Regions from separate parts of the Homo sapiens genome. Here region 1 is linked to region 2. A link is a loop called in an ENCODE intact Hi-C map of the cell type or tissue named here. Cell type or tissue: Caco-2. All regions are shown on one strand.

Region 1 (2,500 bases), 430 kb after region 2:
AACTTGCTAGACTTTTGCCAATTCTTATGACTTTTCATTTTATTACTATTTTCAATAGGTAAAACATCATACAAGTATTTATATTATGAGTCTGTCTTTTATAATTCACTGTTTCCTTAGTTCATTGATTTCCCAACTCAACTATAAGTACTTAAAGAATGAAAAGTATCTCAGTCTGGAGCATGGCTCTGATCACAAGTAGACACACCGTATACAAGATTGATTAAATTCATCCCTCTACAGGAAAACTATAACTGTGAATGTAATGTGTTTAAAGTGTATTCACTACCTAAAATTTGTGTTTAAAGTTTAATCATTGCCTAAATAAAGTGCCATATCTTTATTTCAGAATTATTCATTACTAAGTAAGTAAGTGTCCCTCACTAAAAACTAAATGTTATTCTTTATAAAGATTTGGCTTAATATTCTAACTCTAACTCTTAATCCCCCTTTTTTTTTAGATGGGATGTCTTGGGAGCTGTCATTGGTACAGAATGTGGAACGATAGAATCAGGCTTATCAATGGTCTTCCTCAAAGATGGAGAGAGGAAATTATGCACTCCATCCATGGACACTACCGGTTATGGGAACCTGAGGTTTTACTTTGTGATGGGTAAGTACATTTTCACAAACTTTGTTCACCGTGGGGCAAATCCTAGGCCAGCACCTATTCCTGAGGAAGTAAGATTGTTTGTTGTCAACTACGTAAAATGAAAATTCATGAAACGTGAGCTCTCCAGACAGAGCAGAAGCCTGTGGTACTCCCCCGTGTTTCAGGCCAGCCCCGCTGGAGCCAACCTAAAGAGATCTAGTCATGGCTTGCCATGATGAGGCCTGAAGAAGAAATGCCATAATACCTTCCTTCCACCTCTCCCTCCATGGTCATAGCTGAAAAGACAATGAGAGATAAGCTAAAACAAAGCGATTTCTTTTTCCCAGCTTCCCCCCAAAAATAGTCATCAAGGTGAGCCTTTGTTTTCATGAATATCTCATCATTGCATAACTCTTTTGTAGTAGGAAGCTGAGAAATTTAGGTTAATACTTTAATAATACTCTCTATTTTCTAATATGTTTGCAAACACATTAAGAAAAACATGTGTTCATAAGTTATAGTTTTCTTCAAAGTATTGTAGAGCAAATAAAGATAGTTGGAAAATTACCCAAAAAGGAGTTAGAAGGTTGAACTTTGTGACCTCCAAAGTTAATCCTTTTAGTCAACAAGAGCCACAGTTACATATTCTCTCACTGATGTCATTCCAGAAATGTGAGTAGGTGTCACATGCCTTCTTTGTTGAGTGACTGGAAAAGCACAGGCAATATCTGGAAGTGAAACAGGAAATAAACACTGTCTACCTTTGAACTTACTAGCAAAGATGTCAGTTCATCAGGACAAACAGATCTCCTGAGTCTAACTTCAGCATTGACGATTTATTTCTCTTGTATTCCTCACTTCACCTTTTTGATAATCATACAGCTCAGGGTTGCATGGGAAACCTCAGATTGTATCATGCTCTCAAGCATATTACCTATGTGATGCTAACTCATTTTCCATAATTATGTGTTTGATAACAGAGAAATTGTGCATATAAAATAAAGTAATATAGTCTCACATTTAAGGACAACCTCACCTTCACTCTGAACTGGTTTGTCTATTTAAAGGCCCAGAGCTCATTTTCTTTACATAATTAGAATTCAAACTGGCTCTCATTTTATCAAAAGGGATTCCTGGAAAACCTTAAGCCCTCCTCCAAAAAAGTTGTAATAAACATTTAGTATGCCAGCCTAATTTAAGTTTTTTCCCTTTTCCCCATTTTTGACACAATGTATTTCATACCATATTTTGATTTTATTATAATAAATTAACCATATTTGGTGATTTATATGAGATTAAGTCATCATTATATAAGTTCCTTTATATAATTGTCTTTATATAAGATTAATCTTTAATTTTTTCTGGAACAAAGCATATTATTAATCAATGAATTAAAACAGTATTACTATGATGGGGAATTGATTTGAGTGAGCCCAAAGAAGTACATTATCCCAAGTAAAAGCCTCTTCATTCAATTAAAACAGTAAGGAATGCCTACTGAATATAGAGCCTTAAGCCAGGATATATGGAGAATACAAATGGGGAGAATAATGTCACCTAAATCACAGAGTTGCTGGTCAAATGAGTTAATGTATGAAAAGCACTCAAAACTGCCAAATAAATATTTAGACTCAGTATATCTCTGTTGTTATTGATATAAAAATTAATCTGAGTTCCCACCCACAAGTACCATCTGACTATAAGGTAGAATGCAGTGTGCTGTAATGGAATGAAATGCTATGAGAGTATAGAGGAAGCTGTAATTGCAGTGGAGGGATTAGGGTAAAGCTTCATGAAGGAGATGGCATTTGAACTCACCCTTGAAGGATGGGCATGATTTAAATTTAAGGAAGAGAATTCCAAGCTAAGCCATTATGAAAAAAGGGCACAAGAATAAAGGTATGTCAT
Region 2 (2,500 bases):
TGAAGTCCTGGAAAATATAAACATATATTTGAAAGTGACTGTGAAGGTGCCCCCAAGTATGAAAGTTTTGAACAAACAACAACAGGAGCTGAAGATTAGGTATGATTAGTCAGAACTTCCTTCCTCTGTAGACCCCTCCCCACCCTACCTACACTCCTTCCTCTTTCCCCAGCACCCTACCTCCCCTACCATCCATCTGCTCTGCCAGCAAAATGACCTCTCTCCTTGCTATGGCTCCTTGGCTAGCCGTTTTACTTTTTTACTTTCATTTATTATGACTTACAACCAATGTATGGACATTACTAAAAATCTAAAAAGCAGAGAAAAATGTAAAGAAATGGGGAAAAAATTATTTCTACTCTAATCACTTAACGGCAACTACTTTTGAGATTTCCTAAAATATTGCATTAATATGTGTGAGGCATACATACATATATATATATATATAAAATGTCTCCATGACTATACCAAAGTGTTTTCAGTGGTTATGTCTAGGGGGCAAAATAATAGTTGATTTTCACTTTTATTTTTATACCACTATATAATGTTAGAAAAAATATATATGGGTATCTATTAATTAAAATCATGGAAAAAAACAATAAAGCAAAAAGACCCAAATAGGTTAATTCTCTTTTTGAGCTTTGTCCACCTGATATTAAAGTTATCTAGCCAATATTTTTAGGTAGAATAATATAATTAAGTATGGATTCCAAAACGATAATATGGCAAATGCTGAAACAACATGTTTTGAACAGGAAGTTGATGATATACTTCTACTCCACTCTGAGTTACAGATTTAATTTTTATTTAGTTTGGGTGTCTGAGTAAAATAAAAGATTCATTGTAGAAAAAGGAAAAGCAATTAACAAAATTCAGAAGTGGTAAGATGGAAGATAAAAAATAACACAACCTCACTAGCAAGGTCCGTGTATGTACAGTCAAACCGAAAGGCCATAACTACTAAAGGGACTTTTCCTCCAGCAAGAGCAGGAGCAGGGAATTCGCTATTGCTCAATTAATTTCACCTCATCCCTGGGTAAATCAAATAAAATCTTTATCTTATGCTGAGTTGATACAGTGGATAATATCTGCCCAATAGAATTCTATGTTGTCTGCAATGAAATCAACTTTTTTTTTTTTAAACCCTTCCTTTGTTTTGTGTTATTCTTGTCTATGTTGGCTATGTAATCATGTGCCTTTGTCTGATGAAAGCTGAAAAGATGTTCTGGCAGGGGAGGAAGGGGAGCCAGAGTTTACTGGGAATCCTTGGGCGATGAGTGATTGATTAGTGGGTGAGGAGTCAAGTGAGAGCTAGTGCCCGGGATTGAATAAAAGAGCTTCCATTATTCAGAGAGAGTGCTAGACAAGAATGGGGAGAGACTGCATGGAAGGCTGCCATGAGTCTAACAGAAAAGCAACTTTCTGGGAAAGAAAGCAGACATTAGGGTAAAGAAGGCAACTATATTCTACCCACTGGGCAAAAAAATTGACATTAGGGAGGACGAAGGATAAAAAGCAAGACTAGAGAGAGAGAGAGTGTAAACTGTTAATGCTATTTGTGTTTTGCTTTTGTGGGACTCTTTCTTTTTCAATATTTGCCCTTCTCTTGATTGCTGATTACATAACCACCAATTTTATAGAATGTTATGTTCCAGAGGAGGAGTTTTTTAAAAAGTCTGTGACTGATACTACTACAGGATTACTGTCTTATCTCTTTGAATGTTTGTATTTACCTATGGTAGGTGGCATCTGAGATTATTACAGAAGAAGGAAAATAGAAAAGAATGCAAGGCTTAGAGGTTACTCAAAATGGGGTAGCGTCTCATTCAAAGCTAGGGTTATCAGGGGACAAACTGAGATCCTATTCTGGTATTACTCTGGTGTGATAAGACTGTCTTTTCTCTGAACAATGTTGATCAAACTGCAGATTGGGAACCATTATTGAGTTGTGACATCAGCTGGGTATCAGCTAGGTAGATTACTCAGCATCTTTATAAAAGGAAAGAATAGAAAATATCAGCATGCATTGCATGTGGTAAGGGTAAATACTGTTTCATAAAACTTTTGTTGTTTGACATACCACACACACAAACACACACCTGTATATGTGTAGTGAGTTGTAAGGTAAAATGTATTTTTTATGTGGGTCATAATCAAAAACAGTTTCAAAGCTACTGTCATGGAGTACGTTGTTTAATAATACCAAACTACAAATTAAGAAAAACATAGAAGGCTTAAAAATACCAATTATTTGCAAAAGTGTACTCTTGTAATAAGTTTCCACAAGGGTTTTGTGGCAAGGAGAGCCCAAGGAGAGGTTTGAGTTTTTTCAATTCAGACTAAACAAAGATATTCTCAGAAACACACCTAACCAGCAGATTAAATCTTTCAGTAACACCAGTGATGGTGAATGTATCTGTGGGTAAATGGGTATTTAACTGAACGTGTTACCTTTTTTTTTTTTTTTTGAGACGGAGTCTTGTTCCGTTGCCCGGGCTGG

The links. Hi-C counts contacts between places; a loop is a spot of excess contacts. Peaks named below come from ENCODE experiments on the same cell type or tissue, not always from the same donor. Only the 100,000 strongest peaks of a DNase experiment are listed, where the experiment ranks them.
Region 1: it touches region 2 in a loop (18-fold over the local background); 3 of 110 quality-filtered maps call a loop at or near these places.

Annotation. Positions count from the first base shown.
Region 1 is chr7:103,659,489-103,661,988 of GRCh38, reverse strand. It overlaps RELN (reelin), which reads left to right. Exons shown (of 65, transcript NM_005045.4): 12 at 462-613. Among named protein-coding and RNA genes, the nearest start is that of SLC26A5, 210 kb to the right of the region's middle. RefSeq lists an enhancer at 189-1,388. In Caco-2, no CTCF peak of the experiment used is centred here; a DNase peak (open chromatin) is centred at 1,288.
Region 2 is chr7:104,088,622-104,091,121 of GRCh38, reverse strand. No RefSeq gene overlaps it. Among named protein-coding and RNA genes, the nearest start is that of RELN, 100 kb to the right of the region's middle. In Caco-2, no CTCF peak of the experiment used is centred here; a DNase peak (open chromatin) is centred at 1,271.